2 separate regions of the Homo sapiens genome follow, and region 1 is linked to region 2. Evidence: chromatin contacts called from ENCODE Hi-C or POLR2A ChIA-PET data. All regions are on one chromosome and are shown on one strand. Each heading gives the region's core, a stretch centred on a gene start or an enhancer-like site at or near the end of the contact. The rest is flanking DNA. Distances are from core to core; before and after follow the strand shown.

The links. Hi-C counts contacts between places; a loop is a spot of excess contacts on that map. ChIA-PET counts read pairs that join two places held with the same protein, here RNA polymerase II (POLR2A). Pooled maps may share reads with other maps.
Region 1: a loop to region 2 is called in a pooled map, with 4 times the contacts of the local background. The contact joins the enhancer-like site here to the promoter of CCDC74B in region 2. A Hi-C loop is called at or near these places in 4 of 50 pooled maps. POLR2A ChIA-PET finds 5 or more read pairs at or near these places in 2 of 52 experiments (activated CD4-positive, alpha-beta T cell and activated naive CD4-positive, alpha-beta T cell).

Annotation. Positions count from the first base shown.
Region 1 is chr2:130,371,068-130,377,255 of GRCh38, reverse strand. It overlaps PTPN18 (protein tyrosine phosphatase non-receptor type 18), which reads right to left. Exons shown (of 15, transcript NM_014369.4): 12 at 5,969-6,057; 13 at 4,773-4,999; 14 at 4,309-4,383; 15 at 1,851-4,099. The coding sequence ends at 4,032. Among named protein-coding and RNA genes, the nearest start is that of PTPN18, 18 kb to the right of the region's middle. RefSeq lists a silencer at 4,323-5,072 and an enhancer at 4,799-5,426. Within about 2 kb of position 4,660, at least 36 of the 41 ENCODE cell types and tissues checked have a DNase peak (open chromatin) inside an H3K27ac peak, as active enhancers do.
Region 2 is chr2:130,143,038-130,149,356 of GRCh38, reverse strand. It overlaps CCDC74B (coiled-coil domain containing 74B), which reads left to right and starts at 4,245. Exons shown (of 8, transcript NM_001258307.2): 1 at 4,245-4,610; 2 at 6,044-6,088. The coding sequence starts at 4,361. RefSeq lists an enhancer at 6,130-6,209.

The sequences.
Region 1 (6,188 bases), core at 3,411-5,910, 230 kb before region 2:
GAAACAAAGTTTTCATCAATTATGTAAAGCAGCTCTCTGCCCCTGAGATTGGAAACCAACCTAACCACAAATGGGGCCTAGTTTTCTCTCAGGACGTCACGGTCTAAGACAAACAAATGCCATACAAAGGAGAGAAGTCAAGGCAGGGGATGTTGAAAGCAGAAAAGGAGAAGTAACTAACTCCTGTGAAAAGGAGGCATCATCAGATCCGATCCTACTTGGAAACTGACAGCTGAGCCTTCACTGTTCCTACTGGGTCAGAAACAAAGCAACACGAGTATGGTGCCTGCAACGGTCCCATTGACCCCCACATCCCATGGGGGTTTGTGAGAGCCCAGACAGATGCTGTGCACCCAGTGGGCTGCACTGCAGAAGAGGAGCCCTGAGCTCAGGGCATATCCAGAAGGAAACATCACCTGCTGCAGTGTCCTATTGCAAACACAGCTCTGAGATGCCCAGTTCAGGAGCGGCCAGGCCTTGCATTCCTGGATACCCAGTGTGTGAGTTTCCTGTGGCTGCCATAACAAATGACTATAAACCGTGTGGCTCAAAACATGTTTATTCTCTTACAGTTCTGAGGTCCCAAAGCCTGAAACTGACGGGTCAGCAGGGTGGTTCCCTCTACTGTCTGTGAGGGAGAATCGGCCAGGCCTCTCTCCTGGCCCCTGGTGGTTTGCTGGCAATCTTTGGCATTCCTTGGTTTGCAGACACTTCATCCCCATCTCTGCCTCCATCTCAATGACCTTCTTCTCTTTGTCTCTGCGTCTCTCTCTCTTTTCTCTTATAAAGACATCATTGGGTTTAGGGCCCATCCTAAATACAGGATGATTTCATCTCCAGGTGTTTTAATTACATTTGCAAAGACCCTTTTTCCAAATAAGGTCGCATTCACAGGTTCTAGAAGTTAGGACTTGGACCTATCTTTTTGGGGGCCACCATTCAACCCACTACCTCCAGGAAAGACCTGTAGGAGAGCAAGAGACGGGTGGAGGATTGCCTCTCCCATTGCTGAGCTTTCTTAACAAGAGAACGGTTTTTATGTCAGCCTGAAGTAGTGATCTACATGAGCAAAGACATGGGTCTGGAAAGAGGAAAAGAATATTTGAGACAAGGTGTCATACTTTACTAGAAGTGAGGAAACCCGGAGTAAATGGTGTGAGATAAATCAGCCTGCACACTTCCTAAGTGTCAGCACTGTTCTCGGAGCTGGGACAGTAGCTGTAAACCAAACAAAAACTCCTGCCCTCACGCAGCTTACATTCTGATCAGGAGAGACAGGAAACAATATTAAGAGGTAAATGTTCAAATATATTAGAGGCAGAATCTAGGAGAAAAGTATCCAAGGCAGAGAGAATAACCAGGGCAAATGCCTGAGTGGAAACTGTGCTTGCCATGCTGGGCCAGGAGTGAGGCTACTGGGTGTGAAGTCAGAAACCAAGAAGGCGCAGAGACTGGACCCTCCTCGCATGCTGACAAGGTGGCCTGCACAGCTCCACATCACATGCACATGTGTATAAAACACCAGACCAAGGCCGGGAGCAGTGACTCACGCCAGTAATCCCAGCACTTCGTGAGGCAGGGGCAGGTAGATCACGAGGTCAGGAGTTCGAGACCAGCCTTGCCAACGTGGTGAAACCCCATCTCTACTAAAAATACAAATATTAGCTGGGCATAGTGGTACACGCGTTTAATCCCAGCTACTTGAGAGGCTGAGGCAGAAGAATTGCTTGAACCTGGGAGGCGGAGACAGAGGTTGTAGTGAGCCAAGATTGCGACATTGTACTCCAGCCTGGGCGACAGAGCAAGACTCCATCTTTGGGGAAGAAAAAAAGGAAAAACAGACCTCTGAATCGGAGAAATGGACAGTTTATTACTCACAGTGAACACAGCAGCCAGAACAGTATCTTTAGTCACTTTCCCATGCCCCTATTCCCAAGAAGAGGGCATGTGGATCGTACCAGCTGGGCAGGCAGTGGGTCTGCATCCCAGGAGAGGGACCCGAAACTGGGAGACTTGGAGATTTTATCAGGGCTGTGGAGGACCTGCCTTTCTTCTCCTCCAGAGATAGATGACTCATTATCCAGCAACACAGAGGTCAGCACCGACCTCACCAGCAGCAGGCTCACAGGAGTGGCAGGGGCATTGGGAGAGTGGGAGGCAGCACAGGGTCAGCTCTTTCACGAAAACAGAGAAACGGGGCAGCTCTAGAGTGGGAGTAGGGGCACAGAGAACAGGAAGGAAAGGCGGCCGGCGAAGGTATGATATCACACCAGCTCCCACTGTGGGCACCCAAACCCAAGCCTCCTGGGAAAGTCTGGGAACTGTTAAAAATCCACACCTCAGCATCACCCTGCCAAGGGGTGGGGTGGGGTATGTACACATCCCCATCATTCCTTGATTGAAGGCTGCAGGAGAGTGGAGTTCATGCCAAGGCACTTGAGATCGACCATGGATGCAGCCAGGCAGAGGCAGAGGAAGGCCAGCCCTATCCCAGAGAAGGGCAGGACAGGGGTGGACATGGGGCCCAGGGCACTGTGGCAGTGCATACAGGGACCTGGGCAGGCACAGTGTCAGTCAGAGGTCCAGAGACCTGAAAGTGAGAGGGGCGGGACCCTTGAGGTTCAGGGAAAGAGCATCTTATACTTTTTCCATTTTGCAGTGACTTGGAGATTTGTCCACACCAGTGCACAGAGACGTGTCCTCCTTTTATTTCTTTTAACAGCCGCTTAATGTTTTATCCTAGCAGGAACCCTACCATGGGCCATTTAAAGTGTTTCAAATCTTAGGGGGCTGAGCCTGGTGGCTCACACCTGTAATCTCAGCACTTTGGGAGGCTGAGGCAGGAGGATTGCTTGAGGTTGGGAGTTCAAGACCAGTCTGGGCAACATGGCAAAAACTCATTTCTTAAAAAAAAAAAAAATTAGACCTGTAGTCCCAGCTACTCGGCAGGCTGTGTGAATAGTAAGGGGTCAGTCTGGTTGGGAGTCTGTCTGGCGGGGGTCTGGCTGGGGTCTGCCTAGATAGGTCCTGATTTGCTGGGGGTCCATCTGTCTGAATAGCTGGAGATGTGTACTCATTTGGGGGACTTGTCTGTCAATCTGGAGGATCATGTCTGACTAGCTGGGGTCCATCCATCAAGACATCAAGATGAGAGTCTGGCCGGCTGGCTGGGATGTCAGGATTCCATGTGGCTGATGTCTGCCTGTCTGGCAGTCCATCTGGTTGGTTAGGAGTCTGTCTGGCCAGAAGGTCTGTCAGCCAGCCAGCCCACCTGAGGGTGGGGGTGGGGTCTGAGAACTCTGTGTATCTGTTCAGCAGGGGATCTGTTTATATCTGTCTAGTAATCTAACTTAGGGGGTCCACCTGGCTGTCCAGCTAGCAGAGATGTCTGTCTTTTGGGGGCTCTGTTTGGTGGTCTCTCTGGCTGCACTGGTCTATCAAGCTGTTGGCTGGTCTCTCTCTCTCTGGCTGGGGATCCCTTTGTCCACCTGTGGACTGTATCTCTGAAGCTTTGGCTGTCTGTCCAGGTTGGTGGTCCATCTGTCTGTCTGCCTATCTGGAGGTCTTTTTATCGGTCTGCCTGGGGTTAATCTGCTTGGCTGTGGTTATGCCTGGCTTAGTTCTGCCTGGATGGCGAAGTGTCCATCCACTTCTCTGTGTGGTCCCCTGAGTGTCCAAGTGAGGGAGGCTCAGGTGCTGAGGATGGACTAGTGCTGTGTGGTGAGGAGAGCAGTCTCCGGAAGCTCATCTGTCCCTTCTCCCCTTCATAACTCAGGGGTCATGCCCCTTCCTGATCTTCTTTCTTGAATCTGCTCTGTGCAGCCTCACCAGCCACTATACCCTAGCTACCTCCTCCAGCCTCAAGCCTTGAATGCTACAGTCATTGGGGCAAAGCCCCCACATTTCCCACCCTGAGAAACTTTAACTTTGATCCAGGCCCACTGTTTCCATTCTGCGCACGGCGCTCAGCAGCACCGGGGCATCAGCAGTCCGAGCTCACAAGAGGCAACAGGCAGGAACTGGCGTTAGACTTACACCCGGGTCCACTCAGCAGGCGGGTCCCGGGGACCCTTCGGCCTCCCAATGCGCAGGTTGAAACCTGGGAGAAGAAGGGTGCCGTGGGTCTCATGGAGAAGCTGAGGTGTGTGGAAGCTGGCAGACATGAAGAAGGCCATCCCCCCGCCTCCAGGTCCTCCTGGTTCACTGCAGCCACATCCACAGGACTAAGCTCCATGCCCCATCAACCCCAGACTCCTGGGTTCACTCAAAGCAGCAAAGTCCCAGCAACCCAGGCTCTACCTGACTTACCTAGCCCACCGGTCTGAGCTCCACCCGCCACGTCCTCGTAGGCGCCAGATCCGGCAGGACTTTGGTCAGCAGGAACTGAGGGCAGCAGACCCCCCACGGGTCAGCTCCGGAAGCCCCAGGGAGTCCCAAGACCCCACCCCTAGCGGGGACGCTTCCCCGGAGGCCCGAAGGGGAGAGCCGAGGGCGCCGGGCGGGAGAAGGCACACACCCCGGACGTGGCCTCCAGCCTTTGGGCGCGGCCAAGACAAGTATTGCCAGGAACCCTGCCCCTGGACCGCGACTGCGACCGCCAGGGGGCGCTTCCGGGGCGTGGCCAGGGACGCCTGGACATCAGCGTCGGGGCGTGGCCAGGCTAGCGGCTGGGGTCCCCGCGGCCGCCAGGGCCTGACGGACCACTGCAGGATGGTTCCGCCCTGCGGATCACAGCAGGATGATGCCCTGAGAAGGAGCAAGCCTCGACTCACCGCGGCCAGGCAGCGTCCCCCTCGCGTCCTCCGCGTGCGCCCCGGGTCGCTGGGCGCGCGGCGTCACCTTGCTGTAGAGCGGCGCCTCCTCCGCGCTGCGCGCCCCCGTCCCCGTCCCCGTCCCCGTCTGCGTCCCACTCCCGGCGCCCGCTGGAGCCCCGCGCTTCTGCACCACCGCGTAGGTGTCAGCCATGGCGTGGCCCGGGGACCCGGGCACAGAGATGCTCCTGCAGGCAGGGAGGGCCGGGAGGAAGTGAAACGGCGGCGCTGGGCAGGGCGGGAGTGGGGAGGCTGCTCAGCGCGCAAACCACGGGCTTCCTTCCCGCCGAGGCGGTGCGCTAGATGGGAGGGAGGGCTCCTTGGGTTGGAGGCCTCGCTTCTGTGTCCCTAGCGCCCTGCAAGTTAGGGGGATGAAGGAGGAACGGGGTCAGCCTGGAGGGTAATTTGGGGCAGAGTGTTGGTTTGAGGGGTGGTCATTTCTGTGTCAACGTCTACTGAACAAAAGAATGCGGAAGTGGCATAGAAGACAGGAAGGGATGGCCGCAAGGACAAGGGCCTTAAGTCTCCGCTGCGAAGGCGGCTCAATCCCATGTCCGCAGCACCCAACGTGCGGCCTGACAAGAAGGCGGCGTCTAGAATTATTTGCTGAATTTTTTTTGTTGTTTTTTTGAGACAGGATCTCGCTCTGTCGCCCAGGCTGGACTGCCGTGGTGCGATCTCGGCTTACTGCAACCTCCACCTCCCGGGCTCAAGCGACTCTCCTGCCTCAGCCTCCGGAGTAGCTGGGATTACAGGCTCTCACCAGCACGCCTGGCTAATTTTTGTATTTTTAGTAGAGACAGGGTTTCACCATGTTAACCAGGCTGGTCTCCAGCTGGGCTCAAGTGATCCGCCCTCCTTGGCCTCCCGAAGTGCTGGGATTACAGGGGTGAGCCACCTGAATTAAGGTTTGATTAGAGGATCCAGGAAAGGCCTAACTCAGAAGGCAGGGCAAGCCTTAGAGGCAGAGGCAAGGGGTAAATGAATCATCTTGGGATAATTGAATCATCTTGGGGTGGGTTCCCAGAGCTCAATTCGAAGAAAGGGCCAGCGAACACTTGGCGAAGTGAACAAGGAACGGACTGGTGTTCCAAGGATGAAGAAGGGGTTAGCCTGAGAAATTGGGCAGGGAAGAATCCGGGGATGGAGCCGGGTACCTGAGGACCCCTCCTGGTGGGCGGGGTATGGCGAGAAGTGCCTGGGGAGTCCGGAGGAAGAGGGCATCGTCGTAGAGTGGGGCACAATTCTGAAGAAAAACAGGAGGGGAGGCTCCTGAGGGAGGAAGCTGGCCAGGCCTCTCAAGGGGCTCTGGGAGAAAGCTTAAGATGGGAGAGCCTGATAAGGATGCCTGGAGGAGGGCACAGGTGGATGTCATAG
Region 2 (6,319 bases), core at 2,996-5,495:
TCTCAAAAAATAAATAAATAAAAAAAGTGATAAATTGGCAGCTGGCGCCAGGGACAGGCCATTTCCTGATGGGCCACACCTATTTCACTAAAGTGTTAATTGAATGCAGATTCCAGGGAGAATCAACTTCCCAGGCATGTGCATTAAGAGACAAAGTGGTGGAGTATGACCTTCGGGGGGCACCCCACCCAAAAACCTCAGATGGGCATGCATACAGTTTCCTAAACACACTGCATGTGTTTAGGAACTCCCAAGGGTAAGGAGGGTACTGTACATGTGGGCAGCCCACCCTAAGGGAAGGATCATGGGAAAGGGGCCAGTCTAGAAAGTCCTAGGATCAAGGTTAAACACCACACTTGACTTTCATGTGCCCACTTAGGTCTCTTCCAAGCGTACTTTCCTTTCTTTCCTGTTCTAAAGCCTTTTAAAATACACTTCCACTCCTGCTCTGAAACTTGCTTCGGTCTCTTTTTCTGCCTTATGCCCCTCAGTCGAATTCCTTCTTCTGAGGAGCCAAGAATTGTGGTTGCTGAAGACCCATCCGGATTCACTGCCAGTGACTTGGACACCTTCCACTGCTAACACTATTAACTCGGACACCTTCCACTGCTAACACAATAACACTGGGTTATTGTGTTTATTTGGAGAGTGCGTATGGTTTAAGGAGATGTGTATGGGTGCCAGGTTGACAAGGGGTGGACTTGTGATGGTTAATTCTATATGTCAGCTTGTCTGGGCCACCGGATGCACTCATATCTGGTTACACATTATTTCCTGGCAGGTCTGTAAGGGTGTTTTCAGAAGAAAGTGGCATTTAAATTGGTGGTGCAAGCAGCCATGCATGCATTTCTGGAGTAGCTTCCCTATAGCTTGCAGGAACCAGAGCGGGCAATAAGAGCCCCATCCTCCAAATACTGGGGATCTGTGCTCTGATTGATGATGGCTGCTGTTGATTGTGAAAATGCAGACAAAGAGGCAGGCAGCCACTGCTGCAATCTCCACTGCTATGTTTGCAACGTCCCTCCTCAACCCTCACTGCCTCCCTGGGTACACACCTTCCAGGAGGTTTTTATGGATCAGCACCTCCTCCTGCCTTCATTTTTCTTTTCTCCTTCTTGGGAACCAGATGTTTAGGACTAGGACATTCAAAAGCAACCATATACCAGGCACAGTGGCTCATACCTGTAATTTCAACACTTCTGGAGGCTGAGGGAGGAAGATTGCCTCAGCCCAGGGGTTTGAGACCAATCTGGGCAACATAGCAAGACAAAAAAAAAAAAAAAAATTAGCCAGGCGTGGTGTGTGCCTGTAATCCCAGTTACTAGGGAAGCTGAGGCAGGAGGATGGCTTGAGCCCAGGAGTTCCAGGCTGCAAGTGAGCTATAATCGCGCCACTGCACTCCTGCCTGGATGAATTTCTCTCCACTCAGGATATCCTCCCTCCCAGCAATAATATTGCTACCATTCATTCCAGCTATCCATAAACCATAATTACTAAATACATGTTGCCATAATTTTTTTGAACAACCTGTCATCTATTAAAAATAATAATAAAGATTATATTTTATTTTACTTTATTCCTTCTCTAATGCACTTCCCTTTTTTTAGATCCAAATTTCCTATATCTTTTTCCTTCTTTTTTTGAAACAGGGTCTCTCTGTGTTGCCCAAGCTGGAGTGCAGTGGTGCAATCACGGCTCGCTGCATCTCAGCCTTCTCAGTAGCTGGGACTGCAGGTGTGCACCACCATGCAGGCAAACTTTTTAGTTTTTTGTGGAGTCAGGGTCTGGCTATATTGCCCAGGCTGGTCTCTAACTCTTGGGCTCAAGAGATGCTCCTGCTTTGGCCTCTCAAAGTGCTGGGATTACAGGCATCAGCCATGCACCTGAGTTTTCATTTCTGTTGTGTTTTTGACTTCTTACATTTTCTTTTAGTTTTTTGAGATGGAGTCTCACTCTGTTGCTCGGGATGGAGTGCAGTGGCAGGATCTCAGCTTGCTGGAAACTTCACCTCCTGGGTTCAAGCAATTCTTTGGCCTCGGCCTCCTGAGTAGCTGGGATTACAGACATGCACCACCATGCCTGCCTTTCTTTTTTCTTTTTTTTTTTTTGAGATGGAGTCTTGTTCTGTCGCCCAGGCTGGAGTGCAGTGGCATGATCTTGGCTCACTGCAAGCTCCGCCTCCCGGGTTCACGCCATTCTTCTACCTCAGCTTCCCGAGTAGCTGGGACCACAGGCGCCCACCACCATGCCTGGCTAATTTTTTGTATTTTAGTAGAGATGGGGTTTTACCGTGTTAGCCAGGATGGTCTCGATCTCCTGACCTCATGATCCGCCCGCCTCGGCCTCCCAATAATTTTTGTATTTTTAGTAGAGATGGGTTTTCACCATGTTGCCCAGGCTGGTCTTGAACTCCTGACCTCAAGTGATTCACCCACCTCGGCCTCCCAAAGTGTTGGGATTAGCGGTGTAAGCCACTGTGCCTGGCCAACTTCTCACATTTTCTTTTCTTTTCTTCTTCTTTTTTTTTTTTTTGAGATGGAGTCTTACTCTGTTGCCCAGGCTTGAGGGCAGTGGCATGATCTCGGCTCACTGCAACCTCCACCTCCTGGATTCAAGCAATCCTCCCACCTTAGCTTCCCAAGTAGCTGGAATTACAGGTGCATGCCACCACACTAGCTAATTTTTGTATTTTTTAGTAGAGATGGGGTATCACCATGTTGGCCAGGCTGGTCTTGAGCTCCTGACCTCAAATGATCTGCCCAACTCAGCCTCCCAAAGTGCTGGGATTACAGACATGAGCCACCCTGCCTGGCCTTCACATTTTCTTTAGATTATTTCTTAGAACGTCTACCTCTCTGTTCCCATTATCAGTCTGTAATCTCATGTTGTCCACTTTTTCCATTAGAGCCCTTAGCATATTAATCATAGTCGTATTCCATTTCTTGGTCTGATAATTCCAACATCTCTGCCATATTTAAGTGTGGCTCTGATGCTTGCTGTGTCTTCGAACTGTGTTGTTTTTTATTATGCCTTGCAAGTTTTTGTTGAGGGCTGGTCATGCTCAACCAGTAAATGGACTTTCTGTGTGAAGTTTTATGTTGGTCTGGTTAGGGGTTGTGCCATGTGTGCTGTTTGTTAACTGGAGGTGTCAGAGGCTTAAACCTCCTCTAGTGTCTTAGTTTTTGTCTCCCTGTTGTCTTTACGGTTTCCTAGAGATTTCTCGAATAAGCTCTGAGATGAGCAGTTCTTTCACTTGTATCCCCTGTTATTATACAGGAGCCCCGCTGATGTGGCAGTAAGATGTGGGGAAGGAGAGCCAGAGCAGGCTGGGGTTAGCTATGTTCCCTTCCTCCAGGTTTGTTGGTGTCTGGCAAAATTATGATTGGCCTGGCTGTGATTTTTTTTTTTTTTGAGGGCAGGCCTTGTAAAAAAAAAAAAGACTTTTTATTTTTATTATTTTTAAATTTATTTATTTATTTATTATTTTTTTTTTTTTTGAGACAGAATCCCACCCTGTCGCCCAGGCTGGAGTGCAATGGCGCGATCTTGGCTCACTGCAACCTCCACCTCCTGGGTTCAAGTGATTCTCCTGCCTCAGCCTCCGGAGTAGCTGGGATTACAGGTGTGAACCACTGCGCCCGGCCTCTTATTTTTAGGCAGCATCTCACTCTGTCACTTAGGCTGGAGTTCAGTGGTGCCATCATAGCTCACTGCAGCCTCGACCTCCGGGGTTCCAGCAATCCTCCCACCTCAGCCTCCCGAGCAGTTGGGACTACAGGCGCAAGCCACCATGCCCGGGTTTTTTTTCTTTTAATTTTTATAGAGACAGGGGCTCACTTTCCATCCAGGCTGGAAAGGATGCCTTTTATTATTATTATTATTATTATTATTATTATTATTATTATTTTAGATAGAGTCTCTGTCGCCCAGGTTGGAGTGCAGCGGTGCGATCTCGGCTCACTGCAACCTCTGCCTCCCGGTTCAAGCTATTCTCCTGCCTTAGCCTCCGGAGTAGCTGGGATTACTGGCTCCCGCCACTACGCCCGGCTAAATTTTGTATTTTTAGTAGAGTCGGGGTTTCGCCATGTTGGTCAGGCTGGTCAGGAACTCCTGACCTCAAGTGATCCGTCCGCCTCGGCCTCCCAAAGTTCGGGGATTACAGGCGTGAGCCCCGGCGCCCAGCCCTGGATGCCTTGTAAATCACTACTCACCCAGGAAGAGCCAGCGACAGGCCCCGCCCCCGCCAAACGCCTGGCGCCCTCCGTCGCCCGGTTTCCATGGTGACGGGGCGCCAGGCTAGGGCGGCCTGGCCACTGAGCCGGGGTGCAGTGGCAGCGGGAGAGTACCTGGCGATGGCGATATGAGCGGTGCGGGGGTGGCGGCTGGGACGCGGCCCCCCAGCTCGCCGACCCCGGGCTCTCGGCGCCGGCGCCAGCGCCCCTCTGTGGGCGTCCAGTCCTTGAGGCCGCAGAGCCCGCAGCTCAGGCAGAGCGACCCGCAGAAACGGAACCTGGACCTGGAGAAGAGCCTACAGTTCCTGCAGCAGCAGCACTCGGAGATGCTGGCCAAGCTCCATGAGGAGATCGAGCATCTGAAGCGGGAAAACAAGGGTGAGCCGGCGCGGGGCCCTAGGCCGGCCCTGCCTCCCCAGGCACACTCAACACTGCCGCTCCCGCAGCACAGAAACACAGCCATCAACTCCAGCACACGCCTGGGCTCAGGGGGAACACAGGACGGTAAGCCCGCCCTGCCACGCTGAGCTGTCCCCTCCTCCCAGAGGGAGACCCGCGTGGCCCCCGGGCAGTGCCGAACCTGTCTGCCTGTCTCCTAGGGCAGCAGCATTTCAGATGCTGACTCCGCCAGTCCTCTCCTCTCCAAGCAGGGTCAGACACACCTCTGTTAAAAACTTTATAGAGGGGCCCGGGCGCGGCGGCTCACGCCTGTAATTCCAGCACTTTGGGAGACCGAGACGGGCGGATCGCGAGGTCAGGAGATCGAGACCATCCTGGCTAACACGGTGAAACCCCGTCTCTACTAAAAATACAAAAAGTTAGCTGGGTGTGGTGGTGGGCGTCTGTAGTCCCAGCTACTCGGGAGGCTGAGGCAGGAGAATGGCGTGAACCCGGGAGGCGGAGCTTGCAGTGAGCCGAGATCTTGCCACTGCACTCCAGCCTCGGTGACAGAGCGAGACTCCGTCTCAAAAAAAACAAAAACAAACAAACAAAAACTTTATGCAGGGAAACGTGCCCAAGTGCGAGTGCGCAGCTCAGTGAATTTCTTCCAGCTAAACACATCGGATCAGGAGCAGGCATTCCCCCGCCCCCCACCCCGTCCCCGCTTCGCCTGTGCCCATGCTGTCCTCCGGCGGGGCCTTCCCAACTGCACCCTTAGCTGCTCCTCACCCCCACGCCCCCCTTTCTCCCTCCCTCCTCCCCCACCCCTCCTGCCCCGAGCAGGAGGAGGGCCCGCCAGGATGTGGGATGTGGCTCCGCTCCTCGCTCTTGCTTCAGGAGGGCTCCAGCAAGGGCACCAGTGCCCGCGGCCTCCTCTCCCGCCCCGTTCCCTGCTGCTGCCTTACCTGAGTGCCGAGTATCCCATCACCAGGCGTCTGTTTTGTCAGGACCCCGCTTCCCCATGTCTTCTTGAGCCTCAGGACGCCCCGTTCCTCATATCTTCTTGAGCCTCCCCCCAGTCCCTGATGCCCACGGGATCATGACACCGCCATAGCCAGGGATTCCAGAGTTCACCTCTGTACCCCTAAAGCCCAGGTTCTGCCTGGCAGTGTGGACGCCCTCCAGTCATCTCAGATGGATGAGGCTGATATGCCAGGTGGGCTCTGCCTAGGGAACAGGCAGGGGCCACTCCTGGCCTGACACCCACGACAAAGGCATGGTGGAGAGCGGGATCCATGGGGCAGGGCCCAATCAGCCAGTGGGGGGGCAGGACTTTCGGGCTCAGCAGCCAGGAGAGGACAGGCCAGGCTTCTTCTCTCAGAATGGCTGTGGTTTCACAAGTGCTGAGGAGAGCGTGTGCTTGCTTTCAGATCTCCGTTACAAGCTCATAATGAATCAGACATCACAGAAGAAAGGTGAGAACTGGGCCCTTCAGTTCCTGATGGGATGCTCTTGCCACCCAGGGGAGCCCCTCCAGACTGTCCTTGCCCACCTGGCTGCACTGGCCCCTGTATGCCAACCCAGTGGGGACAGGTTCTGGGGGACCTGGACAGATGCCGCTACCTCTAGCCGTGGCTGGATGATGTTACGCAGCCAAGCACAGCACGTGCTGCTCTCAGGAAGCCCAGGGCCTGAGGTCATTGCAG